Regions from separate parts of the Mus musculus genome. Here regions 2, 3, 4, 5, 6 and 7 are each linked to region 1. Evidence: chromatin loops called from intact Hi-C (ENCODE). Cell type or tissue: heart. All regions are shown on one strand. Region 1 overlaps Zap70 (zeta-chain (TCR) associated protein kinase). Region 2 has its middle 24 kb from the start of Cnga3. Region 3 overlaps Cnga3 (cyclic nucleotide gated channel alpha 3). Region 4 overlaps Inpp4a (inositol polyphosphate-4-phosphatase, type I). Region 5 overlaps Vwa3b (von Willebrand factor A domain containing 3B). Region 6 overlaps Inpp4a (inositol polyphosphate-4-phosphatase, type I). Region 7 overlaps Cracdl (capping protein inhibiting regulator of actin like).

Region 1 (4,000 bases):
AGGAGCCCTATCGACTGTCCCATGTGATTCGCCCCGCCCCATGGGCTGGGGCTGATGGGATATTGGTAAACATCACCAGTGGGCTGAGAGGATGTGTGCTCCCAAAGTCTACTTCCGCTGTTTCTGAGTGGGAGCCCAGAGTCCTCCAGGGGTCACTGTCAGCATCAGAATAAACTCCACTTCTCTTGGCTGAGTATTCTCATCTTCCCTCGACCAGGGCCAGGAGCCTGGGAAGGGCTGGGCAATTGAGTGGAACCAGTAAGAAAAAAACGTAGCAATCTTGTCAGTAGGTCCAGCCCCATGGGGCCCCATGGAAGATAAGGCTGTGGAAGGGTTATCATCAGGGGAACGAGGTGTCAGGGCAAACTGGGAAATGGAGGCCAGGGTGGGTTTGAGTGCTAAGGGCTGTGTATGTCAGGGGCCTCAGCATCCCAGATTGGACACCATGGGCTCTTTTGTAACAGCTACACACCAGGATCAATCACCTGGAGAGGCTTTTACAGACTACCTGCTCCCCTCCCCAGCCAGCTGAAACAGGTTTTCTGGCCTCTTTAGGGGGTCCTCACACCCAGTTCTTATACTTGTCCTGACTGGGTTGTTGCCAGTGTCTGCCCCACACCTGCCCCGGCCCGCCCCCACAGTCACAGCTAGTCCATATCCCCAGGGTCAGTTCAGGTAGAGTCCCACTCAGAACTCCCCAAGTCTTACTGCCTCAGTTTCCCTACCCAAGAAATAATGGAGGGCATACCCCAACAGGTGAGGTGAGATGGAGTCAGGATTCTAATGGTTCGACTGTGCCTGCCACCTGTGCCCTCAGCGAGATTGGCTCCTCCCTCAGCAGCAAATCAGTGCCTCCTTCCCTTGGCCAGAGTGACTTGGGGATGGCAGGGTGCGGGGGTGGGGGGGCATATCACACTTAGAGCCAATGAGAGGTGAGATTTGCTGGGAATTCTGGGGAAGTAAAGTTTGTTGTTATTTGTGGTGGAAAGCCAGATGCTCTGGGAAGGTTCTGGAAGTTTTGTGAGGGTCACAGGAGAATTGTTAAATGGGGTTGAGGGCAGCGAGGAGCCCCGGAGCCTTGACACACGCACATAGGGTCAGCAGGACAATGCTGAGACAATAACGTTAGATCCAGTACAGAGCTTAATTTGGTTTAACTATTAGTTTTCATTCTGTACTCCTAGGTGCGTGCGTGCGTGACGGTGCGCCTGTCTGCCTGCCTGCCTGCCTGCCTGTCTGTCTGTCTGTCTGCGTCTCAGGAGTGAATTGTACATGCTTTCAGGTGTCTGGGAAGGCCAAAGGAGCTGGAATTTCCTGGGATTGTGATGTCTGACACAGGTGCTGGGAATCGAACTTGGTTCCTCTAGAAAGGCAGTAAGCACCCTTGAGTGCTGAGTACTTCCCTACTCTGCCTCATTTTGTGTTGAAGATTTACTGACGGGGCTGAGATGAGGAGGTTATAAGTTGCAGGCGAGCCTGGGTTCCATAATGAGATCCTATATCAACAGCACACACTCCAAACAGGCAAAAAACAAACAAAACAAAACAAAAAAAAACTCAAAAAACCAGAACAAAACCAAGCGAAAACCCCTTAGCAGTGCCTTGAGAATAGGGAGATATGCGTTTTTCATTAGAAGGTGACGTTACTACTGCATATGTAAGCTGTATTACTAATTCATAGACAATATTAAAACTTAAACAGTCTTTAATCTCTTTAAAACTAATAAGTTGATCAAGAAAGAAATTTCCTCAGTGGTAGGATTTTGTGGCTGCTGGAAATGGTTTCTTTTGCAAATATTTCAGTTGCATTAAAATTCACTTGTTATTGGATAATTATATATTTTAATTAATTAATTAGTTTAATGCATGTGAGTACACTGTCGCTGTCTTCAGACCAGAAGTGGCATCAGAGCCCATTACAGACAGTTGTGAGCCACCATGTGGTTGCTGGGAATTGAACTCAGGACCTCTGGAAGAGCAGTCAGTGCTCTTACCCGCTGAGCCATCTCTCCAGCCCAATGACACATATTATTGCACAAACGTTTAAGAAAATAAATACGTTTTTGTTTTTATTTATTTTATCGTCTGCATCACTAATTGGTTTGGTATTAAAACATCCACGTGGGTATCTAGTACACTGGGAAAGGCTTGGCAATGACGGAATCCTCTGAAGAGGTTGTAGTTCTAAAACAATGCCACAAGGTGGCGCCACAGTAAAAGCAAAGGTGGGCTCAGTTCCTGGCACAGGGCGCTCACCTGTCCTTATTCTGGCAGCTTCTGGCTAGGGAACAGAATCCAGACTCGCCTCTGATCTTCAGCCGTCAGTTCCGCCGCCTGCAGAGGGTTCACTCCAGGCCGGTTTGCAGGATGCTTCTTGCCAGCCTCTGGGACCCGGGCTCCGCACCCTCTCGCAGAATACATCCAGGCTCTTGCGCCTTTGTATTTTAGCGTAGCCCTCTGCTTTAGTGTGGCACGCTTTTTTGCTGTTTATAGATTTAGCCCCAGTTGCCCCGGGGGCAGGTTGTTTAGCCCTCCCGTGCCTCAGTTTCTCTATGGGCGCGTCGACTGAAAAGGGAAAGTAAATGTAGAAAAACCAGTGGGAAGATCTCAAAGGTACCGGGAACTACAAGGACGCTTAAAGCCCTGACGCTTGAACCTGGCTTTAGAGAGAAACCCTCCCATTTTCTCTGCCACCAGCAGCCAGGAGGAGGGGGAGGGGCAGCAGCAGCCTAGGAAAAGCGCAGAAGAATGGTTCAGAGTAAGGACTGAGCCCACCGCCGCCCCACGAGGCTGTACGGAGGGACATCTTTCTTTGTTCCTTTCCAGTATCATCTGCTCCTGCAGCCCCGTCCCTCGGTCTCACAGACTTCTCTTAACCACAGGTTCTGCTTTGCCTGTGGATGTCGCCCCTGATCCAGCAAGACCACGACATTCTGTAGCTGATGGCTCCTGCCTTGTACTCGCAGCCTTTACATGTCCGGAGAAGAAACGACTGCGTGACTCAGTCACCATTCAGTTTCGTGGCTTTATTTTTGCACCTGTAAATGTTTTGCCTGCACGTACGTCGGTGCATCCCATGCGTGCTTGTGACTATAGAGGTCAGAAGAGGGTGTCAGGTCCCCTGGAGCTAGGGGTATGGATGGTCGTTGGCCACCTTTCAAGTGCTGGGAACAGAACTTACTCCGCCTGCTCCCCAGCCCCCTCCCCCGCCCCCGTTTTCGTTTATTTGTTTTTGAGCCGGGGTCTCCTGAAGTCCGGGATAGCCTAAAAGTCTGTGTAGCTAGAGGCGACCTTGAACTTCTGTTCCTCTTGGCCTCCACTTCCTGTGGTGGGATTACAGGCAGGGGCCAGCATTCTTAGTTTTATGGGGTGCAGGGGAATGAACCCCAAGTTTTGCACGTACTAGGTAAGCTCTCCCCCAGCTTGCTCAGTTTCTGGCTCAAGCTGGCCTTCAACTCATGCGCTGTCTGCCTCAGCCTCCCGAGTGGGTCCCCAGTCTGCACTGCCCATTAGGCTCACTGTTGGGATCCCACAGCCTATAGGGATGGGACAGGGCCTCAGACCAAGTGGGTTTGGAGGTGGCATGGCTTTAGGGACAGCTATTTTGGACTTGGGCTCTGGGGGAAACTGGGGACTTATGTCTGTAGCACCTGTTAAGCTGAGAGTCTGAACTGGGTGGAGCCAGCTGATGAATAGATACGGTGGGCGATCTGCAGGCCCCACGGCTCAGGACTCTGGTGGCTGATTTGTGGGGGGTGTAGGGCTGGGTGGTGACATGTCTCACCATGTGAGCTTCTGGCATCTCCTCCTCCACTGGGTCTCCACAAGCACACACACATGAACATGCATATACCACACATGTACCACACACATGAGAAACGCGTCTATTTTTGATGTTGTATATGCATGTCAGTGTGGATTTGCGCACTTGAATGCAGTGCCCAGGGAGGCCAGACGAGGGCGCTAGAGCCCCTGGAGCTGAAGTTAAAGGTGGTTGTGA
Region 2 (4,000 bases), 410 kb after region 1:
GATTCCATCCCATAATCAGCCACCAAACGCAGACACTATTGCATATGCCAGCAAGATTTTGCTGAAAGGACCCCGATATAGCTGTCTCGTGTGAGACTATGCCATTGCCTGGCAAATACAGAAGTGGATGCTCACAGTCAACTATTGGATGGATCACAGGGCCCCCATTGGAGGAGCTAGAGAAAGTACCCAAGGAGCTGAAGGGGTCTGCAACCCTATAGGTGGAACAACAATATAAACTAACCAGTACTTCCAGAGCTCATGTCTCTAGCTGCATATGTATCTAAAGATGGCCTACTCGGCCATCATTGGGAAGAGAGACCCCTTGATCTTGCAAACTTTATATGCCCCAGTACAGGGGAATGCCAGGGCCAAGAAGTGGGAGTTGGTGGGTAGGGGAGCATGGAGGGGAGAGAGTATAGGGGACTTTCAGGATAGCATTTGAAATGTAAATGAAGAAAATATCTAATAAAAAAGTGAAAAAAATTAAAAATTGAAAAAAAAAAAGAAAGAAGAAAATGTTGGTAATGATCCTGAACATTTTTTGAAGATTTGTTTATGTGTATGGGCATTTTGTTTGCAGGGGTCTCTGTGCACCATATATGTGCCTAGTACCTATGGAGGATAGTAGAGGGTGCTGGATCCCCTGGACCTGGAGTTACATATGGTTATGAGCCACCATGTGAGTGCTAAGAACCGAACCAGGGTCTTCTGAAAGAGCAGCAAGTACTCTTAAACACTGAATCATCCGTACAAGAATTCTTGGTCCTCAGCTGGCAAGAGGCCTCAGCCAGTCTCCAAAATGAAAGGCTCTTTTTTTTTCTTTCCATGTCCCCATAATTGTCTCTGTTTTTCTATCCTGCTTTAATTATTGTTTCGAAGGTAGCTTTGCCATTGTGGAGACTTGCACACGGTCCCTGTGGAAATGCTGCAGTGCCTTAAACCTCTCCCTGGGAGCGTTTGGAGGCAATATCTAACAAACTTATTCACAGTCCCCAATGCCTCTGTGAATGTTTCTGTCCTTCCAGAAAGTATGGACATGATTCTCGGCTGCTGGGAATCTGTATTAGCCCTACTCCCTGCGTAGGCATCTAGAAACCATGGGAGGTGATCATTGCAGTCTGCATCTACATGAGCAGACAGGTTCCACATCTGTAGATTTAACCAGTCTCAGAGAATACCCAGGAAAAGTGCATCTATACTAACATGCACAGACTTTGTAATTGTCGATTCCCCTGAAGAATACAGAATAACACCTGTTTACACAGCACTCACATTGTATTAAGAATTGTGTCATCTAGAGATTTTAAATCTCCCTATAGGAGGATGGGCACAGAATCCTGTACAAATATCACATCATGTCTTATAAGAGACTTAAGCATCTGCAGAGTTTTGTATCCATAAGGGTCCTGGAACCACTATACTGAGGGACCACCTTCAGTGGAGGCTTGCAGCTTTAATCTGTCTCCAAATGGCCCTATTGACTATACGGACTTGCAAGCCCCACTTCCAAAGACACACAGTCAGTCTGAGGTGAGGCTTGCCTTTCCTTATAGCTACCATTTCCTCTGCCCTATGTGAGCTCTCATTCCCCTGTTCCTGGGGAAACTGAGGTTCCCTTTTGGAGTGTTTAACCTCGCTGATGAAAGAATCTAGAGTTGGAATAACTAAGATGCTCAGGGGAATTTTATTAGAGTTTAAAAGAAAAAGAGAGCAGAGGTTAAGTCCCAGCCACTAGGGGGAGATGGGAAAAAGTCCTGGCTCTTAGGATAGCTACAGAACTATCCAGAAATGGAAATGAGATGGGAAAGCAGTCCAGGAGTAGGTGTGGGCTCAGGGCCTGACGAATGAGTCCATAAAGCAGCCAGAAATGTGTGTGGTCATTTATTACCACCCACATACACACACACACACACACACACACACGCACACCGGCTGCCCCAGTTTGTAGTTTAGGACACTGTCTCATACACACTGTTCATGAGATGATGTCATGTCTTCTGCAAACTGGATCCTTTCACGTGCTAATCTTGATTTACTTTTTGCCAGAGTACTGAAAGGACCAGGAGCTCTTCTGGGGAGGTTTTAGCAAGTCCTTCCTGGAGACCCAGGACCTGAGCAGGTGATTAGAGAGGACCTCCAGTCTCTGAATGGGATTTTCCCTCTCAGGCCTACGCTCCTGGCCCTCCCTCCCTCCCAGGTACCAAGAGAGTTCAAAGGCCTCCAAGCCTGAGCCTGCTCTATTTCTAGGCTCTCTAGCCTGTGGTCTAGTTCTGTGCCTTCTTTTTAATAAAGGGGGATTCACTCATTAAAAACCCACCAGGCTCTCCATCCTGTGACATCACTTTCAAAGAACTCAGGAGGGTACGGATACAGAGCATCTATCTACGTAGAGTAAAATTTGGATTCCAAAAAGTGGTCATCAGTGAGTACAAATTAAATGTATCACTTAACCTTGAGCTAGTCAGCCCTCATTCTAAGTTTCCCTTCATTTAGTTTTTTCAATGGACAGGTCTGATGAGTGGACTCATGTATGGGAATAGATCTAATGCTGTTAGTAATGAAGAACTGTCTAGATCTGCTTCCCATGTTCTTCGCCCCCTTCTTTGACAAGAGAGTTGCTATGAATTTTGTGTTAATAGTAATCCAGGGTCCAGGCAGCATCCAGGTAGTGAGGACACAGAGGAAGGAAAATGATGATGGAGATATTCTTATCCCTATGGGCAAATGGAAGCCGTGGTGTTGGGGTTAGGGGGAACAGGGAGGGGGAGAGGAGAGGGGAGAGGGGGAGGGGGAAGGGAGGAGGGGAGAAAAGGAGGGGAAGGGGAGAGGAGGGAGGGGGAGGGGAAGGGGAGGAGGAGGGGAGGGGAGGGGGAGAGAGGAGAAAGGAAGGATAAAGACTGAGGGAGGTGGGGGGGGGGGAATAAAGACTGAGGGGTGGGAGGGGTGGAACAAGGGAAAACTGGCAGAAGCAGAAACAATCAATTCTCACCTCTTGATGAGAAATCAGAACTCAAATGGAGATGGAAACTTCACAAGCAGCACTTCCCAGAGAGCTCAGTGGGAATGTAAAACACCCCATCTCCTTGAAGATCTGTCATTCCTTGTCCTACATCAGATCAAACGTGTGCGCTGTGTCCACTTGTAGATAAGTGGGACACATTTAAATGTCACCTAGGTCTCCGGAATGAAAAACTGGATGAGACATTTCAGAGGATCTTAGCCGCGTCCCACAGAAGCCCCTCCTTCCCATGCTCAGCCCTGCTCGCTCAGGCAGGAGGCAGGAGGACCTGGGGAGAGGGGAGATTAGTGAGCCAGACAAAAGTCTCATGCAAGAGCTGGCTTTACTCAGAGCATCAGACAATTTACACTCTGAGGGTTAAGAAGAGTCGCTTGAGTGAAGAGTACAGTCACAAAGGCATATAAATAAACAATAGCCAGCTGTAATAAACAATCTGAAGTAAATCACAAATACACCATACACCTGGGAGGGGCGTGAGAGCTTAATCCAAGAGTGATTCTGGGTTTGTTTGTTTGTTTGTTTGTTTGTTTTTTTAAGAAACAGAGGTCAGCTGGGTGTGGTGGCGCACTTCTTTAATCCCAGCACTCGGGAGGCAGAGGCAGGTGGATTTCTGAGTCCAAGGCCAGCCTGGTCTACAAAGTGAGTTCCAGGACAGCCAGGGCTATACAGAGAAACCCTAAAAAAAAAAAAAAAAAAAAAAGAAAGAGAGAAAGAAAGAAAGAAAGAAAGAAGAGAAGAGAAGAGAAGAGAAGAGACGAGAAGAGAAGGAGACAGAGGTCACAAGCTCTTGATTTCTCAGAGTTTTCTCACAAGCCCTCAGATATCTTGCACGACTCCCTTCTTGGTTGGTGTTCCGACAGGCCTCGATGCTAGAGTTGGAAATTCGAGGTGTCTGTGGCTTCTTGGCACAGTGTCTCATCGCAGGGTCCAGAGGCAAATCCAGGTTCCTCTTCATCAGCAGCTCTCAACCTGGTGGGA
Region 3 (4,000 bases), 470 kb after region 1:
CTTTGCCTCTCTCTTTTCCTGCTTACCATCTTCTCCAGACACCAGCAAACCATTCCAGAATTGTTTAATAAATCCATCGCCAAGGGGAGACACACAAGTCTGTATAATTTCTCTGAGGAACTCATATTACTTTTTGTTCTTTGTTTCTATCATCTGGGAAGCCAAGGGGTTTCAGGAAATAAATCCTTTCTGGTTTAATACCCTCTTTCACTACATACTCAAGGGAACAAATTTGGAGTTCCCTAGCAGACCAGTGGGGTGGTTTCCTTCGCTATAAGGATGCATTTTCTTTCTTTCTTTCTTTCTTTCTTTCTTTCTTTCTTTCTTTCTTTCTTTCTTTCTTTCTTTCTTTCTTTCTTCCTTCCTTCCTTCCTTCCTTCCTTCCTTCCTTCCTTCCTTCTCTTAAGATTTATTTATTTCATTTATATGAGTACACTGTAGCTGTCTTCAGACACACCACAAGAGGGCATCGGATCCCATTACAGATGGATGTGAGCCACCATGTGGTTGCTGGGAATTGAACTCAGGACCTCTGGAAGAGCAGTCAGTGCCCTTAACCACTGAGCCATCTCTCCAGCCCCAAGGATGCATTTTCTATGCTACAACCTCAAGGTCCTGAGAACTGAGATCCAGGGAAAGGACCTTGTTTTAAGGCCAGCTTGAGCTAATCTCCAGGGAGCCACCAGAGCCACCTGAGGAGGAAATATCCTTCCCCTGGTGACCAGCCTCTCGAAAAGGTGATCTGCTGTGACGATGTTCTGTCACAGACACTGAGCTGGCAGATGAGTTTGGCGAGTGAGTATCAGGACAAGAGTCCTGGACTGTGTGAGTGAGGGTGGACGTGGCCATGAGTGACCACAGGCATGCATGGGTGACTAGGTCTGTGGCTTCTGCCTCTTAGGGATGCCAGGGCTCCTTCCTGAAGGTCAGGGGAAGCCATCCACATCAGAAGGAAATGGCCAACTGCTTGATTTGCAGTTGACAAAGGGCCAGAGCTTGGTATTTATTTTCTTCCCCATATGTTGACTTTAATTCCCTCCTTGCAAGAAGGGTGTGCCCGGTTTGTGTTAACTATGACAGCAAAGCCATCCACTCAGATGCCACCAATCAAGAAAAACAAAATGAGCCGGGCGTGGTGGCGCACGCCTTTAATCCCAGCACTCAGGAGACAGAGGCAGGCGGATTTCTGAGTTTGAGGCCAGCCTGGTCTACAAAGTGAGTTCCAGGACAGCCAGAGCTATACAGAGAAACCCTGTCTCGAAAAGGGGGAAAAAAGGAAAGGAAAGGAGAGGAGAGGAGAGGAGAGGAGAGGAGAGGAGAGGAGAGGAGAGGGGAGAATGGAGAGGGGAGAATGGAGAGGGGAGAGGGGAGAGGGGAGAGGGGGAGAAAAAGAAAAAGAAAAATGACTTGGCCACAAAGCTGTGGATACCATGAGATGTGCTTGCTCCCTGGCTTCCAGGCAGGGAAAGGCTCTTAGGGATTGGAAGCCATGAGCAGCTTGTGGAAGTCCTCATGCTATGTCCTGTGGCTAGGATGTGGGCAAGGATGAGGGCACTGGTACCGGCTGCCCCAGGGCCCGTTTCATGGACCCACACTGGAAGCCACAGACCAAAGGATGAAACTGAAAACTGCCACCAGATGGGGATGTTTGGGCATAGGTGACGATTCTCTCTGGGCCGTTTCTTTGTAGCTAGCTTCCTATTTCCAGATTTCTCATTTAGTTCTCAAATACGGAATAACTTCTCCCTTTGGGACCGAATTGCTCTTAGCTTAAAGCAGCCATATTTTGCAAGTCTGTATAATGTTTGGGCCAGTGCTGGGTAGATTCAGGGGTGCAGCTGGATAGCACTGGGCTGGGTCCTCAAAAGTTGGGTAGCAGGAGTTTGAAAAGCCAAAACCTGTAACACATACCCTCAAAAGCCCGACCAAAGCAAGCCCAGACTGCCATGTCCAGTGAGCCCAATAAGCTTGTGGGCAGCGCCCTCTGCTGGTGACATTCATTAAGATGGAGGATTTGTCTTTGTGCTTGATTAGCAAATAGAATAATTCTTTGTTCCACTGTCAAAAGATAAAATTATTTTTAATATTTCTTAAGTCCATTTTATCCACAATACTAGAATCATGTGTCTCCAAAACCAAATATGATCTCAGAACTGTAGCCTGTAATGCCTGGGCAGCACTAATGGCTAGGGATTAGATACAACAGCAACTCATTTGGCTGAAGCTTGGCACTTTCTCCTATGAGAGTCAGATGGTCATGGCTAACAGGACGACATTTGCCTGCTGTGACCAGCTGAGGCTTGGCTGTATGGTAAAGGTCCTTTGCTAAATGGAGCTTTCTGGGACTCCTACAAAAGTAGGTTAGAGTTCCATACCTAAAATCTCCTTCGTGAAGGAAGGCATCCTCGGGCTTAAGTAAAATTAAAACGGTTTAAAGAACATATTTATCGACAAAACTTTGAAGTGTTAGGCTGGTGATGACAGCTCACACTGTAGATGGAAATGGTGTCAAAAACCAAGAAATGACACAGTTGCTCCTGCTACAGTGGCTGTTGCTTCCTCCTCTTCCTTCTCTTCCTCCTCCTCTTCTTCCTCTTCCTTCTCTTCCTCCTCCTCTTCTTCCTCTTCCTCTTCCTTCTCCTTCCTCTTCTTCCCCTTCCTCTTCTTCCTCTCCCTCTTCCTCCTCTCCCTCTTCCTCCTCTTCTTTTTCTTCTTCTTCATAAGCACAGGTCATTTGCATAGGGATGGTGCCACCCACAGTGATCTGTGATGCTCCCCTCGCACCAATCATTAATCAAGACAGTTTCCCACAGAGGTGACAACAGGTCCGAATAACCCAATTCAGACTCCTTCAAATGAATCTGGATGTGTCCAGTTCAGTTAAACCTAGCTAGGACAACCAGTTCCAAGGATTGGAAGAGTAGACAGGTTTTTTTTTTTCGTTTTTTTTCTTCCTCCTCCTCTTTCTTGCATGTGCCTATGTCTGTCTGTATCCATGTAGGTGCACACATCTGTGCATGTGGAAACCTGAAATTGAGTCCAGTGTCTTCCTCCATCACTCTTCACTATAGTTTTTGAAGTAGAGACTCTCGATGAACCCAGAGCTCACCAATTCAAAACCAGCTTGCCCACGCATGTTCTCCCTCCTGGGTGCTGGGATTACAGACAGCCGCCATGTCTACCCAGCCATTACATGGGTTCTAGGGATCCATACTCTAGTTCTTGTGCTTGTACAGTGAGCACTTTATGCCCTGCCAGCCAGCTCCACAGCCCTGCCACAACACTGTAAAGCTACATATAACTATGCATTACAGCCAGCAAAGAAACCATGGGACCTGCAGGCCTGCAGCTACAGGGACATTCGCCATCACTACAAACAAGGGAGTGGTGTGGGGTGGAGAAAAAATGGCTCCTCTAAAACCTCCCAAGAGGTCACAACTCTGTGTTGGAAATGGTGAGACCCATTCTTGACTTTCAATTTATAGATCTGCAAGATAAGAGGTTCATCTTTTAAATCACGTGTTCTGATAGCAATGTACGCCAAACAAATTTAACTATTATTTAGAACTCCTTAAGGGTCCTCTTATCTTGGTTTGTTTTATTCTGGTTTGTCAGACAATGTCCTAATTAGCTTCAGCTGTCGACTGGACACAGCCCAGAGTCATGTGAGGGAGTCTGAACTGAGGGATTGCCTAGATCAGTTAGCTCCATTGCAGCATCTGTGAGGGATTGTCTTGACTAATGATTGATCCAGCCCACTATGGGCAGGACTATCCCCTAGGCTGGTGGCCCTGACCTGGAAGTGTAAACTGAAATAAACTCTTTCCTCTCCCAAATTGCTTTAGGCCATGGTATTTGTCTTAGGGTTTCCATGGCTGTGAACAGACACCATGACCAAGGCAATTCTTATAAAGGACAGCATTTAATTGGGGCTGGCTTACAGGTTCAAAGGGTCAGTTCATTATCTTCAAGGTGAGACCATGGTAGCATCCAGGCAGGC
Region 4 (4,000 bases), 620 kb after region 1:
ATAACCTTTAGCCTCAGCGCCCAATGTGATCCCGGTTCTGAGGGTGGCAGCTGCTCTGTGCCCCATTAATTGTGCAGTGTGGAGAAAACCTGCTCTAGTGAGCCACAGATGTCGGCTACTGAGGCCAACAGACAGGGGGCCCTGAGGTGATACAGCAAAGGCCAGGACCAGTGTCCTTCAAACGCATACCCCTAGGAGCCACTATCTCAATGGTACCTCCAACTGTATCCCAGTAGTAATGCAATAACTTACAGCCCAGTCATAGGGCTAATCTATTGATAAAAGCAAAGGCATCATGCTCCTGTCTCCTCTCGGTGGGGTGCACTAGCTGGGGCCCACAACATCCACACAGGAGTGAGCTCTAGTCTCTTTAGAGGCTACAGCATCCTGTCCCAGATTTACCTGTGCCTCATTCTGGGCATGTTTGAAAGTTTTGAGACCTTTTTTTTTTTTTTTTTTTTTTCTGCTTTTTGTTCCCAGTTCTTACCATTAATTGGCTAAAAGAAGCCAGTAACACCCTTGCCACAACTTAAAAAGGAAAAGGAATTGCTATGACAGCTGTCCACAGGGCAAGGACAAAATATAGATAAAATATAGGGAAGCTCTTTGTTAGATTATAACATGGATGGCCTCTGGCCTGCTCTCATTGCCCTTTAGACTCTACTTACGGTGTTCGAAGGCTCGTTTAGGTCGCTTCCCCAGACTTTTCCAAATCCCTCCTGAGTCTGATGATCCAAGACTCACAATACCACACTTCAGTGCATATTTGTGTGTGGCTCAGTTTTCTACTGCGATGACAGAATACCTGAGAATGGAGTAGAAGAGAAGAGGGTTCCGCTCGCAGTCTGCGAGGTTTGGCTGGTTTGTTTCTTGTCTGTGGTGAGGCAGATTCCCAGCAGAAGGGCATGGCCGAGAACAGATGCTCACACAGACCAGGACCCAGGGAGCGATGCAGGCCTGGGGCTAGACCCACCTTTTAATAGCACGACTTTGCCCTCGCTCGAGTAAATAACCTTCCATCCACACTCTGGCAAGAAACTCTTAACTAAACCCAGTGGGCCACATATTTAGGAAGGGACCCTTGAGGAGAAGGGTTCCTATATGAAGAGGGAGGGGCTTGGGGTGAGAATGACTAAAATTCATGATATAAATGTATGAACCTGTCAAAACAAATCTAAGGGCTGTTGAGATGACTCAGTAGATAAAGGGGCTTGTCACCAAGCATGATGGGGACCTAGGCTTGACCACTGGGCCCCATGTGGTGGAGAGACAGAACCAACTCTTCCAAGTCACACAGCCCCTCCCACCCCCGTGGCACATGCATATAAATGCAATTTAAAAGCGTTTAAAGACACATATTCTCCTGACCTGCATCCTCTACCCAGTCCTGTCTTCCACGGTTACCATCTCGCAGTCTGTTAGTTTCCTGATGAAGGCAGAGCCCTTGCCAGCCACTTCTCAGAAGTGAGCATCTTTGATCACTTTGAGCACTGCTTGCATTGGGGCCCAAGCCTTCAAGACATGACCCTTTGGTAGAGGAGACCTTCAGAGCTAGACTGGGACATCACATCGGGCACAGTGGTCTTTAGTTACGTCTTTGTAGATCTCTAGGGATTTGAACCCAGGCTAGTGAGCTGCACCTGCTCAGTGTCCTGGAACATCATGCTTGTCGTCACTGTTGCTCAAAGGCTGGTAGGTTAGGGCTGTTTTGCTCTACTATTTATAAAATAAGGACCCCAAGGTTGTGAGGAAGGAATGACCGTCCTAGGAAATCAACATATTTCATGCTCTCTCTTCTTTCCTTATTCAACCCACTCCTTGTCTATAACCACAGAATTTTCTGGAATCTAAAATCTCTACAGTGGGCACACTTAAGTTTAATGCTTATTTTCAGCAGCTACAAGGCAAAGCCTCTGCCTGTCCTGCTGATCTCAGCACAGGAACAGTGCTTGACACTGCCCCCTGCTGACCAAGACGTGCCTTTGTTTTGGATTACCCACATGGTGAGAGGAGGTCTGTTAGTCACCTGCAAGCACTGTGGCCACAGTGGTGACCGGCCCTGCAGCACATAGAGCCCTAAAGATAGCAGTGCATCCCTGCAGTGGCCTGAGTAGAGGGGAAATTTTGCTTCTCTTGCTGTCTCACTTGTGCCTTATCAGATACGGTAGTAAACGTGAGGCAGGAGCATAGCTGACACTGCAGAAACTCATGCTCCAGCACGCACGCACGCACGCACGCACGCACGCCCCACAGCATAGTAGTAGTAACAGTAATAATTGATCTGTAGTGGCTGCCACATGTGCAACAAGAATTCTGTACCAGGGCCCATTTCAAGCCCCCAGTGAATAGGAACGTGACGTTGGGTCTAACTTCAGCTACTTAGTTCCTGTAAGTCATGTGGGCTAAGCCCAGCACCCACCTGGCTGAGTCCGAGGATAATGGCACAGACAGACGTGGCCCTCTGTCCCATGTGAGGAACTGAAATTCACAAACAGTAGGCCCTCCTGGGCAGCCGCAGTGGCCTGGCAAGCAGCCCCGGCAGACACCGTGATCATCAGTAAGTGCTTGCGGCTTGCAGTGTTCCCTAGCTGTCATAGCTGCAGAAGGTGTCTTGAGCCCCTGCCTACTCGTGTGCACACTGTTCTCTCAGCGTGTCGGCCATGCCCTGGGGTCTGAGTCAGTGTGGATGTTTGTGCGGGAGGGATGTTGCTCCTCAGTCATGTGGTTCCAGATACCATCCAACCTCAAAACCGCTTTCCCTTTTTTGGTACTGGGACTTGAGCCCAAGACCTAGTGCCACTTAGCATAGTTCACCATTGAGCTACAGTCAGCCCCCAGGACATTGTTTCTTTAGCACTAAAAGAAGGAAAGATTGCAAATTTCCACTGTAAATCTGGTCAACTCCATTTGAAGGATCATCTTCTAGAACAGTCCATTTCAAAGTGGGGGACAGGGTTGTGTCACCCCTCTGACACTCTGAGAATTGAGGCAGGTGTGGGAGGACCTGGCCCTGGATTCACACCCAGGTAAATTACTTTTCTTTGTGTGGCTCAAAAGGCAGCTTTGTCCCCACGCCACCCAGGCGTCTGTGAGAAGGTCAAACCCCATGGTTCTTCATGTTCAGCTTGCTACTCAGAAATGCTCATCTGCAGCATGTGGGGCATGGCGGGTGGGCAGCAGGCGGGCGGCATGGAGCTGCGCTTGGCCAGCTGAGAGAGGGTGAACATGGACAACCATCCTTCAGCCTGCGTGTGTTTACTTTGGTGGATGCAGGATTCTTTTCTTATCTTCACTTCTCTTCTCCCCTTCTCTTCCTGTGACTGTGCTGGTTCTGTTTGGTCTTCTGTCCACACTTCTCTGCATCTCCTTTTTCTTTCTGTTGTGGCTCATTCCATTTTTTTTTTTTAATCTTATCTTTTGGTTCTCCTTTCTCCCCATACTTTTGGGGTAAACCCCATCGCATGTGTCTTTTTCTTTCTTTCTTGTTCTTTCTTTCCTTTTCCCCTTTTCTTTTCCTTTCTCCCAACTTTTTCCTTTTCACAGCATTGGAACACGGGAGGTAGTCACCCAGAAGAACTTGAGCGGCCTGGTGCCCATCCGAGACTTAAGGCTAGACCCCAGCCTTCTCTGTTCCATTCCTTTATTAGCTCTAAGCCCCAATCTACTGATTGTGTGGCTCTTTCTGAGCATAGCGTACCTGGTGACCAAATTGCGTTGCAAATAGATATCATTATGAAAAATTAGTCATGAGGCAGACAAAAGTGCCCGAATATATCCAGCCACCGTGTACCAAACTGGACAGAAGGAAGGTGTCAAAGCAAGGTCTGCCGAGAAATATCTCATGCCTTACAGTTTGATGTTCTGTTCTTCTGAATTGTATATACCTGCCAAATTCTTCCATCAAGAGGACTCGTTCATTTCAATTGTGTAGCGTCTTCAGTGCTTGTAACATGTTCTTCTGGTGCCTGTGACTGCAATATTTAGCTGGCCTGGGATTCCT
Region 5 (4,000 bases), 350 kb after region 1:
TGCCTCCCAAGTGCTGGGATTAAAGGCATGCGCCACCACTGCCCGGCCGTCATTCTCCTTCTTGTATGTAGAGACCTAGAACTGTTATCAGGACAAATCAGAGATATGAACAACTCTTGGTCTGAGGAGACTACCCTCTGAGAACCGAACCAGACAAAAGGACCTCAGGGGACTGTGCTCTGAGATCACCCTATACTAATGACAACAACCTGGTGGGGAAAGAGCTGCAGACCCTGTTGGAACAGTTGCAGGAGTTCCCATGCACAGCAAACCTGCCGACTTTTAGACAGAGGTTCAAAACAATTCCAAGAGGGAAAGACCACCTTTTCAACAAATAATTGGAACAACTGACAGTCCTCAGGCAAAACCCCAGTCTAAGTGCTGATCTTCACACACAGAGAGCACGCATGCGCAAAGTAAATCACAGGCTCCAATATATAAATTATAACAAATTATATAATATTTGTTTCCCTGTCAGCTACTCAGAGGATGAAATACAATGAAATAAACCCTGGCTTATTTTATATTATGTACTTTCTAATGTATTATCACAGTAACAGAAAGTAAACTAGAATAGCTAGCCTGGGAACTTTAATGAGACCCTGTCATAAACTTAAAGTGGGGCTGGGATATATAAGTTGGTGGTAGAGTAGTGGCCTAGCATGTAGAGTACCCAGGGTTCAAACCCCAGGGCTATAAAAACAAACAAAAAGTGTCCATCTAGAAAACCTGGGAAACACATCAGACATTCCACTGAGGAGGCCCAACAGAAGTGGGAAAGAAGCCAGGCCAGGAGGCCAGATGCCACCAGCACAGGCCAGGAGGCCAGATCCCACCAGCACAGGCCAGGAGGCCAGATCCCACCAGCACAGGCCAGGAGGCCAGATCCCACCAACACAGGCCAGGAGGCCAGATCCCACCAGCACAGGCCAGGAGGCCAGATCCCACCAGCACAGGCTAGAAGGCCAGATGCCACCAGCACAGCCCAGGAGGCTGGATCCCACCAGCACAGGCCAAGAGGCCAGATGCCACCAGCACAGCCCAGAAGGCCAGATGCTACCAGCCTTAGAGGAATACTACCTAAGCTACAGCACATGTCACTCCATGTCTGTCAGAATGGCGGAGAAAACTACATGCTGGCAGGTTGGGGAGAAACAGGGTCACTAACACATTGTTGGCTGGAGGATAAAATACAAGCCACATTGGAAAGCAGTCCGGTGGTTTCCATCAAAGCCAATGTTTAATTGCTGTAAGACCTGGTCCTTGGTGTAGCGGGCATGCATTTCAGAGAATGAAAGCTTGGATTCATATAAAGTATAGGGAGCTCTGCATCTATCAAAGCAATGGAGTTCACAGTTAAATGGTTTCCCTCAAGGTGACCCCGCCCCACATGGCTTCACTGCTGAACTGTAGAGAGGAGTAATTAATATCAGTTCAAGTGCAAGGACCTGGGTGTGGCCTCTGAGATGGGGAGAAAGATGATCTTGGTGGATAGGTTCTTGTAAAACTCAGAGAAGAGGGAGTACTTCCCCATCGTCCTGTAAGCCTCTAAGATGGCTGATATTCCTCAGCTACAAATATGCAAAAGTTGAAAACCAAATTTAACAAACCAAAACAAGTATATAAAACATGTGACACACCCTGGCCATGTTGGATTTAGTGCAGAGATGCACACAACGCTAGTTTAACATTTGAAAGTCAACACATAACGCACTATATCGGTACACTTATTTTTAATGTTTTTTTGTTCTATCGTTTATTTTATGTGTATGAACATTTTGCCTGCATGTGTGTCTGTGGACCACATGCATGCCTGGTACTCTTGGAGGACAGAAGAGGGCACCGGATCCCTTGGAACCGGATCACAGACGATTGTTCCTTTGGAAGAGCAGCCAGTGCTCTTAAGTGCTGAGCCCTCTCTCCCATCCACTATTGTTATTTTTATTTATTCTTTGACAATTTCACGCATGTACACATCCTCTATTATTTCCTTTGAACTCTTCCAGGCCCTACCAACCCACCTCCCTGATGACAAATAGCTTCCGGAGTCCAATCAGTGCTGACCCTGTGTGAATGTGTATGGGGCCATCTACTGGGTCACGAGGTTAACTGCCAACAAATACCTCGGCTTATTACAGACAAAATAGAAGTTAAGGCTACGGGGAAGGCTCAGTGATTAAGGGTGCTTGCTCCTCTTCCAGAGGACCCAAGTTCAGTTCCCAGCACTCTCGTGTCAACTGACAACCAACTAGCTCCAGTTTCAGGGGATCACACGCACTCTTCTGGCCTCATGTTGTACACAGACACACAAGCCGGTAAAACACTCGTAGTTAATAACCATCTCGGTTTATACATCATGACAAACTTTTTTACCAGGTTCAGTAATAACACATTTTTGTAACAATCAAATCCTCCAACATCAGACAAGCTGCAAGGATGTTACCCCCGCTGCTCTGGCCCATCTTCCCAAGGTCCCAGTTAGTGCATCAGAAGCACAAGGAACGGAGGGCACAGGGTGAGAGGAAGTCTATCGTTATCTTCATTCAGCTTCGTCATCTAGGTAGAAAATCTGATCACTCTACCCAATCATTTACTTCTAGCCAGAGTATAAGTCATAAAAGGAAATGTACAAAACCCAACTTTGTTTCTTCCTAATAGCAAAGAGTAGACAATTAAATAGACCTCACTGAAAATAGCAGCAAAAAATAACAATAATAGTGATAATAGAAATAATAACTGTATAAGTAATAATAATAATGATGATGATGATGATAATGATAATAAAAACTGTATCAGAATATGTGAAAGACCTTCACATGGACCAGGAAGAAGCCCAGCTGAGAGGTGTGTTCTGAGTGTGCTAGAACACTTAGCAGCATTAGGCTGTACATTCTCTCCAGTGGATCTGTCAACCCAGTACAATCCCAGTCAAAAATCCCAGCAGGATTTTAATGAGCATTAACAGACTGGATGATGGGTCAGTAGGTCAGAGTCCATGTTCTATGAGGACCCAAGTTTGAATCCCAGCACTAATGTAAAAAGCCAGGCATGGCTGCAGGTGCCTGCAGCTCTGGCATTATGGGACAGAGACGTGTAGATCCTGTGCCTTTGCTGCCATCAACATAACTGAGATTCGAAGTCTCTGATTCACCGAGAACCTGTGTTCAAGACAGAATATAGAAAGGGTAGAAGACACCCGAAATCAATGTCCCACCCTGAGCTCTGTGTGCCTGCATCTGCACAATCATATGCATACACATGCACACACATGCACACACATGCACACACATGCACACACATGCACACTCATGCACACCCATCAGCAAACTGACCCTATGGAAAGGCAAAGGATTTACAATTACCGAAATACCTTTTCTGAAGAACAAGTTGGAAGACAGGGTCTCCCTGTGTAGCCCAGGCTGACCCCAAACTCTTGGTTCTCTTACCTTGGTCTCCTGGAGGCTAAGGTTGCAAACATACGCCACAATGCCTACCTGAAAAAAATAGTTTTAGATAGGTTATAAAAATTATAATCCATAGACTAATAAATTGGTCATTTGGAATAAATCAATATTCAAAGCTTCCTCGCTGAGAAGACTGCTGCAATCCTGAGAAGAAACCCTGTGGAACAGGAGGGAAATGTTTTCAAATTTTGTGTCTACTAAATGGCTTACACCCCGAATATTAAAACATCCTCAAAACCCAATAATGAGGAAACCCAAAATGTGGGCAAAATTTTTAAGCAGACATTTTATCAGAATCCCACCAAGGAAGATTCAGAGCCAGGAGGACCATGGCATGAGTTCAAGGCTAACCTGGGATATATAGCAAAGCCATGTTTTAGGGGAAAACAAGACATTAACAAAAGAATATGTGCTTGGTAATAACATGAAAGGATGCTCACTGTGATTAGCAACATGAAACCCACGTTAAAACCACAAGTAGACACTATCATGCAGGTGTTAAAATGGCAGAGACTCAGCCACCATCTGTGCTGTAT
Region 6 (4,000 bases), 600 kb after region 1:
GGTTTGAATCGTTGGGCCTTACCAGTTTAGAGCTCAGCAGTAGATCCTGAGCTCTGGGTTCCTCAGTCAGTCAGGGCAGTGGGCTCCACAGTTGGCAATGCATGCTAGGTTGGTTAGTTTCTCTCATTGATGTTGTAAGCTAGCATGGGGCTCCATTTCTGCATCATCATCAGTGTGGCATCTGGCATTGTGTGTTGTCAGCGTGGCATCTGTGACATTGTGTGTGTTGGCTCAATCATCTTGAAGATCATTTTATGTTGAAGTTTTAGCAACATGGATATTGACTCTGGTGAATAACTTGTTCACTACTGAGAGGGCTCAGTTGCTCCCAGCAGCAGGAATGCCCTTGGGAAACTGGGTAAGAGGCCTGAGCCCCGGGGCCTCTTCTCCATGTGCTGAACCACCTTGCTGCAAGCTGCTAATGCAGTAGCTCTGAGACTGAGCTGCTCATGTTTGAACTGTGTGCTGCTCCTTAATCATCCCTGTTGCCCTCCATTTCTGTGCAGATTGCAGCCCCCCTCCTGAAGAGTCCAGTCCAGGTACGTGCTTTGCGTTCAAGGTTCCTGCTGCTGTCTTTTAAATGCTCAGGTAGTGCTTGTAGCTCAATTATCAGAGGTTGTTGTGTGTTCCTGTAGTTAGGAGACTATTTCAGCACTTCCTTTGTTTGAGGTGGGACTGGGGACTATGCCTGAAATGGCCACCAGGCACGCTGTGCTTTTCCTCTGCGCCCTGAAACCTATGTACTTGGTTTATTTCTGAGTGCACTGGGCTCCCTGTGGTGGGCGATCTGATTTAGAAAGCTCCGTGTTTGTAGATATTCCTTGTACACTCATTGAACTTTTGCACGAAGCTCTTGAAAGCACAATTGGATGATTCGTGTCCACTGGGAATGTGGTGGTGCAGCTTCCTATGGCAGCTTCTGAATGCGACACAGCTTTAGAACTCTTATCAGACATTGGGTTGGGTCTTAGTTGGGATTATTGTTGAAAATGAAATCTTTCTGCTACATTTCCCTGGAGAACTTAAGGCCCCTGATTCTACCTCAGGGGTTTGCGAACTTCATTCTTGAGCTAAATCCTGGCCATAGCCTGCATTATAACATTATATTTATTGTCTATCACCTGTTTTCAGTTAGTGCTGCGGAGACTTTTTGGTTCTCCTGTTCTATAAAGACTACGGTAGATGCACCAAGCCCTGATCTAGTTCCTGACAGGCTTCCTATATACAGCTTGTGGTTTTCTCACAGTGTGCATGCGCCTTTCTCCCCAAACACATTTTTACTTAAAAATCAGCTATATGATCATACCAAAGACTGCATGTTTCTGAGTAGGTATAAGATGGAAAGACAGCTGTGTTACATCTAGAGCACAGCAAGTGATGGGCACAGGATTTACAGAGAGCCATTTCTGCCCACTGGCATGGTGTGCACCAAGCCAGTGTCCAACCAGCTCATCCTTCCTCCCCGTTTGCTTCGTAGTCCTTGTTCTCCAAACATCAGTGTAGCCACCTTGAGTGGGTCTTAGATCCCGGGGTCATGGAGGAGCTTTGGGGTCACTCAGCCTTAGTGGATGCAAAGCTAACCCTGCTCTTGACTTGCCTGGTGTCTGACTCAGCCAGAGCCTTCAGATAGTGGGTTTCACAGAGCCTCAGTGATGTGGTAGTCTGGGGCCCACGGCCAGTAGTGAGCCTGTGGTGGGAGTTCAGGCTTTTTCTCCACTCTGGTTTCTGTCAGCACTCAGAAGATGCCTGGTTTGTGGAACTCTTATCCTCTTGGGAAGCACTGGCAGCTTTTCCACAATTGATGTTAGAAATGGTTCCCTGCCAGCAGTCCTGTACTGCATATTTCATCTGTATTAAACACACACAGTCCAGAGGCTGGAGACATTGATTCTTTGATAGGAGTAAAGTGCTCACTGTGCACTCAAGAGGATCTGAGTAAAAAGCCAGGAGTGGCAGAGCATGTCTCTAAGCCCAGCACTGGGGAGGAAGGTCAGAAGGTCAGGCAGTTAGTGTGCATCAGGCTCACGGAGAGAGTAAGGGGCTGGGGGTAATAGAGAGGATGATGAACATCAACTTCTGATTTCTACCTGTGCACAAATGGATGCTCACACCTACATGTGAGGACATAGATGCATATACTACACAAGCATATAGACAAACATACAGACACATACTCTGTCTCTCATTCCTTGTTCATACTAATGGGTTAATTTTTTTTTTTTAAAGCAGCCTGTAGGTGGAAAGAGCACTTGAAGCTGCTACCTAAAGTAGTGTGGGCCATGGGCTGTCAGGCAGCAGCTGTCACTAGGTAGCAGGTAGCTGAGGAGTTTGCTGCAGAAGCGGGACAGCTGCAGCACGTTGGACATTGCTTAGCTGACCTGATTCAACAATAATAAAACAATATAAAAGTACTAGTCATCACTGTCTTTCCTTTTGAGGTAACACATTGAAAACCCTTCACCAACTCCAATATCCCAGCCAGCTCTAGGTAGATACCATGTGCTACCATTGAAATCAGTTTGGCTTGGAATTGTTTTAACTTGTGTTACTACTCATATGTAAAACACGTAGTACCCCCATCTCCTGCTGCCTCCTCAGTAGAAGCAGGCTGACTACTAAAGATAACGGCTCTGAGAGTCAGGCAGGTGTACACAGATGTCCATTCTGTTTGTGTCTTGGGATGGCTCTCAGCCTCCACACCCATGTCCTCTTTGTGTGGAGAAGACAGGAAGGTTTGAGAAATGCTGGCAATGGTGGTTGGTGCCTTTACTGGACTCTGGCCATCTAGCCTTGCCTGAGACTACCTGGGAAGATGTCAGATCACCCTCGCAAGGATCAAACCACCCATTTTCCAAGACAAGTACTGAGTGCCTTTTAGCCATTTCTTCTAGACTCTTCTTTTTCTAGTTTAGCATATAATTCATTGTTATATGAATTTCGTTTTTTGTTTGTTTGTTTGTTGGTTTTTTTTGTTTTGTTTTGTTTTTTGGTTTTTTTTTTTTTTTGAGACAGGGTTTCTCTGTGTTGCCCTGGATGTTCTGGAACTCACTCTGTAGACCAGGCTGGCCTTGAACTCAGAAATCTGCCTGCCTCTGCCTCCCAAGTGCTGGGATTAAAGGCATGCGCCACCACGCCCAGCGATGAATTTCATATTTTGGAAAAGAGTAGTTAAAGTTAAAAAGTTGTGCGAGGAGTCTTGGCTTGGTTGAACAAAACAACTTGTCTACGCTGCTTATTTTTAGGTTAAAATAACCATGGTTATCCTATACTTGTGTAAAGGTGATGAATGGAAGAGCAAAGTAAAGACAGCTGCATTTGACCTGAGCACTCCAGTGCTTACTGAAGAGCAGTCTTTGGAGGACAGGGGATGGTGCTAGGTTGCTTTTATTTTTTGAGGTTGGAGATGTATGTAGCCCAGGCTAACCTTGAACTTGTTATCCTTCTGCCTCAGCTGCCTAGGTCCTCCTGGAGTTACAGGCATACATTACCATACCCAGCCATGAAGCAGACTCACTGACTTTACCTTTCCCAATAACGTGCTATACCCCCTGGTTTTCATTGCCCATTTCTGGCAGAATCTGTCCTTAGAGCTCTTTAAAGAAGCAGGACACTTGGTGCCCGAGGAGTCCAGAGGGAGAGTGTGGTCTGGGCATCTGTCTGGTTTTCTCTCTGATTTTCCCAATAAGGTCCCGTGTGGCTGAGGGGTCAGGGCCTTGCCTGCGTCTGCCACCACACAGCAGCCAGGCCTGCAACTCATATTTTCCACTTCTTAGTCCAGTGTTCTTTGTCACTGTGTCAGGTTTGCTAAAGACCTTCTGTCTTAGATTCTAATTTAAGCCTGGCCTTTTTCCCATTACAGACAAAACCCTTGTCCACATATAGTGTGCCTGCATATCCAGTTAGATCATTTCCAACCCCAGACTGTTCTGTGTGCTGAGGCCGGCTGCACAGTGTGGGCAAGTTCCTCCACGCATTCTTGGGAGTTCAAGTGCTAGCCAGA
Region 7 (4,000 bases), 850 kb after region 1:
GACAGGTCCTTTGTTATTCAGCTCACCCCCCAACCCCAGGCAAGCTTCACCACCCCCAACCCCAGGCCAGCTCGCACCCCTTCCCCAAACCCCAGGCCAGCTCGTCCATGAGCTTCTGGAGCAAGGCCTGCTTCTGCCTCCCGTGTTGTTTCAGGAGCTCTGGAATTACAGACCTACACAGAACCATCTTCCCAGGCATAGCTGTGAACTTCTTTCTGTATATTTTTTAGATTTATTTATTTTATGTATATGAGTACACTGTCGCTATCTTCAGACACACCAGAAGAGGGCATAGGACCCCATTACAGATGGTTGTGAGCCACCATGTGGTTGCTGGGAATTGAACTCAGGACCTCTGGAAGAGCAGTCAGTGCTCTTAACTGCTGAGCCATCTCTCCAGCCTGTGAACTTATTTTTTTTTAAAAGAGTTTATAAAGTTTTATTTTATGCTTTTGAGTGATTTGCCTGCATGTACATACATGTGTCATACATGTAGACTCTCAGAGGCGTCAGAGAGCTCAGAATTAGAGTTACAGATGGTTCAGCCATCATGTGGGTGCTGGGAAGCAAATCACAGTTCTCTGCAAGTGCCCTTAACCACTGAACCATCTCTCCAGCCCCAATTACCGTGACCTTTTAAACGGTTCCCACACCCAGCAGGTAGCAAGTACACAACCAGCTTTCCCCCACCTTTCTCCATCCCTGTGCTTGGAAAAGCTAATAGACACACCATGCACTAAGAGACTCCCAAGGCTCTCACATCACCCAGGTGGGGAGGAAGCTCAGAAACAGACAAGATCCTAAGGCACTGAAGATAAGAGCTCCGGACACCTCCTGTGCCCGGTGTCCCCCTCCTCTTGAGGCTCACAAGCCAGACGCACATGAGAGCAACTTACTCCAGCTCATCTTCAGAGTCATACACGGGCCCCGACTCCTCAACGGCAATGACCTCGCTCTTGGCCGGATTTTGCTTCCAGGCGCTGTTTCCTGTGGGTGAGGGGGATTCCTTTCTCTTCTTCTTCCCAAACAGCTTCTTAAAAGTTTTAAATTTCGACTTTTTCTTTCCTATTCAGATGACAAGAAGAAAGATTAGCGGTGCAGGTGTGCGAGGGACGCAGGTGAGCAGAAACCAGGGGCTCAGAATACTACAGACACGACATATAAGGTCTGCAGCCCTGAAACAAATATTGGTTTCTATCTTTAAAAAAATAATTAAAAAATGCATGTGTATAGATGTGTGTCTATTTGTGTACTTCATGCATGCACTCCCCAAAGAGATGCTGAGAGAGCACCAGATCCCAGGAACTGGAGCTACAAGGTGGGTGTAAGCTGCCACGTGAGTGCTGGGACTCGAATGTGGGTCCTTTGGAAGCGTGGCCGGGGCTCTTAGCCTCTGAACCATCTCTCCAACTAGAAAATGAACCAAGAACTCTGCTCACAAACAAGAATCCAAATCCAAGCAACCCTCCTCTCACCAGGTACCACGTTCTTTGAATCTCTGCAATATGCATCGTAAATACTTCATACACAACGTACACATAACGTCAGAGGAGGTGAAAGCTGTGTGATAATCCAAGTTGTTTTTCCTAATATGTTACTTTTTAAGGATTTATTTTATTTTTAAAATTGCGTGCTGGGGTGGGTATGTAAGAAGAATGAGCAAATAATTGTGGCTGTTGCTCCAGTGGTAAGGTCAGAGTGTGCTCCTCCGATGTCACCTTCATTCCTGCCCACAAGGCCTCTTAGGCCAGAAACCCATGACTGCCCCAGGACAGCTCTAGCCACGCTCTGTCCTTCTCAGAGTATCTGTAAGACCGGATGGTAAAAGGGAAGAGAACCCGAGCACACAGATCTGCCATGTGACACAGCCGACGTTTGCTAAAACTGTCTAAGGCGGCTTTATTAAGTAAGTTCCACATAGAACTGATTTAAGATATAAGAGAGGGTCCTTTTAATTGTCTTTGTGCTAAAGTCCCCTCGGGAACTTGAAATGACCTTGTCTTCACGTGGGGAATAACCTGAGATTCTGCCAGCAAGAGCCAGGCAAATGTCATTGCTCCAGAGGGGACAAGCCTGCTACGGCAGTTTTCTCAATGTCCGATGGAAACTTCCTTGTAAATCAAGGGATGTTTATCTTGCGTGCAGATGGTTCTCCACGCAGAGCTTGTGCTGAAAGTCTCTCGGGAAGTCTTTGCGTTTGACAGGGACACCACCTGGCCTTCAAGTAGTCAACATATTATTAGGTGTCCCTGGAGACCTTCACAAGTAAACAGGCCTCCTGCCTTGACACCCGGGTGCTGCTCAGGGGGTGGGAGCGTGGCTAAGCAGAGCAGAGTGTGACAGCTGAGCGCTTCTATGCCAATGGAAAAACCCAGCTTCTCTCGACCTGGCACCCTCTTCTGGCCACTGCAGGCACTGCATGGATCTAGACACCTAAATCCATGCATGCACACGTACCTCAAGAGTTAATCTTCCCCTCCTAGACTTTGTGACCCAGCCTCTTAAACAGCTACAGGACCGACCCATGTTACTTCTTCAGTCTGTTCTGTTGTCTCACACACATAGGGATTTATCTGCATCTTAACACTTCAAATTTCCTGGCAAAAGTTACCACGGAAACGCACTGCTGTGTCGAGCATCCACAGCACCTGTGGTGGTATGTCCTTGTGCATGCCCCGTGTTAATTATTTGTGCCTCCTTTTTCCTTGGTCAGCTACACCGATGGCTTGTGAAGAGTTAGCTCTTCTAGGGCTCCGGAAGCCAGGTGAGAGCTCTACCCTTAAGCCACACCCCGAGGCCCAGAGTTACGATTTTGTTTTTAAAAAAGGTTCTTTTTTTTTAAAACCTTCTCTTTCTTTGCTAATACATACATTTCAGGAAATACAGTTCCCTCTAGATCTGTTAAGTTCTACACATCATAAAAGTTTGTGTTGTCATTATTCTTTGGTTTGAAGTATTGTCTGATGTCCACAATCATACATTTTTAGATCTATGTGACCTACGGAAAGGCATGTCTTCGCTTCCAAACACTTGGCAAACTTCTACCTCTCCGTCATTAATTTAATTGGAGTGCGATAAGGCACTCTGAAGTTTGTTCTATTCAAATCCGTTGAGACTTACTTTATGGTTTCACGTATTGACTGATTCCATAAACTTCCTATAATGCTCAGGAAACAGGGTATTTTCTTCTCTGTTTTAGAGCTGGCAATTTGGGCTCTGCCATTTTCATTTTGAGTTTATATTTTATATCTGTACTAATTTTTAAAATAAATAAATTTGTCCTAATAATTTGAGAGAGAGACAGAGACAGACGAAGGTCTTATTGACCTTTCTTTAGTTGTCAATTTCTACTTCACAATTTTTTTTTTTTTTTTTTTTTTTGGTTTTTTCGAGGCAGGGTTTCTCTGTATGGCCCTTGACTGTTCTGGAACTCACTTTGTAGACCAGGCTGGCCTTGAACTCAGAAATCTGCCTGCATCTGCCTCCTGAGTGCTGGGATTAAAGGCGTGCATCACCACGCCCGGCCATCTACTTCACAATTTTTAAGGAGTCTATCAGAGGCAGGCAGAGGTCTTTGACAACGCCTCTGTTTCCCCTTTGGGCCTGACAAACGTCCTCTTTAGGTTTGGACTTTCAAGTTGGTAGTTATTTTTCAAATAGCTCGAAGCTTTGTGGTACTGTTAAGAATCAGCCATGACTCTCCTTGCTCCTGTGAAGGTAGATCTCTCTCCTCCTTGGACTTAAGACTCTTAATTTGGCTTTGGCTTTCTACATCTTTCCCAGTGTATTTCTGCTGCCTTTTAATTTATTCATCTTAGGAGTCATTGGGTTTATTTATTTATTGATTTATTCCTTTTATTGATCTATTACTCCCTTTACTCCTCTTAGGAATCATTGGGTATCTTTCTCTCTTTAATTAATTGATTTTTATTTAGGTACATATGTCTGTACACTTGAGGAGCCTGCAGAGGCCAGGAGAGGGTACCAGCTGGCCTGAAGC

Evidence for each region. Peaks named below come from ENCODE experiments on the same cell type or tissue, not always from the same donor. Only the 100,000 strongest peaks of a DNase experiment are listed, where the experiment ranks them.
Region 2: a loop joins it to region 1, with 3 times the contacts of the local background. A loop is called at or near these places in 5 of 42 quality-filtered maps.
Region 3: it touches region 1 in a loop (9-fold over the local background); 35 of 42 quality-filtered maps call a loop at or near these places.
Region 4: a loop joins it to region 1, with 2.8 times the contacts of the local background. A loop is called at or near these places in 4 of 42 quality-filtered maps.
Region 5: a loop joins it to region 1, with 5 times the contacts of the local background. A loop is called at or near these places in 7 of 42 quality-filtered maps.
Region 6: it touches region 1 in a loop (2.1-fold over the local background); 2 of 42 quality-filtered maps call a loop at or near these places.
Region 7: a loop joins it to region 1, with 2.1 times the contacts of the local background. A loop is called at or near these places in 7 of 42 quality-filtered maps.

The regions. Positions count from the first base shown.
Region 1 is chr1:36,782,629-36,786,628 of GRCm38, forward strand. It overlaps Zap70 (zeta-chain (TCR) associated protein kinase), which reads left to right. Exons shown (of 13, transcript NM_009539.3): 13 at 1-192. Among named protein-coding and RNA genes, the nearest start is that of Zap70, 23 kb to the left of the region's middle. In heart, CTCF peaks have their summits at 126 (motif pointing right), 2,194 (motif pointing right) and 3,936 (motif pointing right); a DNase peak (open chromatin) is centred at 2,233; H3K4me3 peaks cover 1,094 bases; H3K27ac peaks cover 1,009 bases; H3K27me3 peaks cover 670 bases.
Region 2 is chr1:37,193,016-37,197,015 of GRCm38, forward strand. No RefSeq gene overlaps it. Among named protein-coding and RNA genes, the nearest start is that of Cnga3, 24 kb to the right of the region's middle. In heart, a CTCF peak has its summit at 1,726 (motif pointing right); no DNase peak of the experiment used is centred here.
Region 3 is chr1:37,248,883-37,252,882 of GRCm38, forward strand. All of the region lies in intron 3 of Cnga3 (cyclic nucleotide gated channel alpha 3), which reads left to right. Among named protein-coding and RNA genes, the nearest start is that of Cnga3, 32 kb to the left of the region's middle. In heart, CTCF peaks have their summits at 1,990 (motif pointing left) and 2,190; no DNase peak of the experiment used is centred here; H3K27me3 peaks cover 241 bases.
Region 4 is chr1:37,399,906-37,403,905 of GRCm38, forward strand. All of the region lies in intron 25 of Inpp4a (inositol polyphosphate-4-phosphatase, type I), which reads left to right. Among named protein-coding and RNA genes, the nearest start is that of Coa5, 28 kb to the right of the region's middle. In heart, a CTCF peak has its summit at 1,970 (motif pointing left); a DNase peak (open chromatin) is centred at 2,009; H3K27ac peaks cover 646 bases.
Region 5 is chr1:37,130,555-37,134,554 of GRCm38, forward strand. All of the region lies in intron 14 of Vwa3b (von Willebrand factor A domain containing 3B), which reads left to right. It overlaps Gm37020 (a long non-coding RNA gene), which reads right to left. Exons shown (of 4, transcript XR_865351.2): 3 at 3,371-3,494; 4 at 1,719-3,158. Among named protein-coding and RNA genes, the nearest start is that of Gm37020, 18 kb to the right of the region's middle. In heart, a CTCF peak has its summit at 2,091 (motif pointing left); no DNase peak of the experiment used is centred here.
Region 6 is chr1:37,382,833-37,386,832 of GRCm38, forward strand. It overlaps Inpp4a (inositol polyphosphate-4-phosphatase, type I), which reads left to right. Exons shown (of 26, transcript NM_030266.4): 18 at 507-539. Among named protein-coding and RNA genes, the nearest start is that of Coa5, 45 kb to the right of the region's middle. In heart, no CTCF peak of the experiment used is centred here; no DNase peak of the experiment used is centred here; H3K27ac peaks cover 1,192 bases.
Region 7 is chr1:37,636,965-37,640,964 of GRCm38, forward strand. Cracdl (capping protein inhibiting regulator of actin like) reads right to left here. Exons shown (of 10, transcript NM_028096.1): 3 at 897-1,065. Among named protein-coding and RNA genes, the nearest start is that of 4930470B04Rik, 15 kb to the right of the region's middle. In heart, a CTCF peak has its summit at 2,426 (motif pointing left); a DNase peak (open chromatin) is centred at 2,357; H3K4me3 peaks cover 241 bases.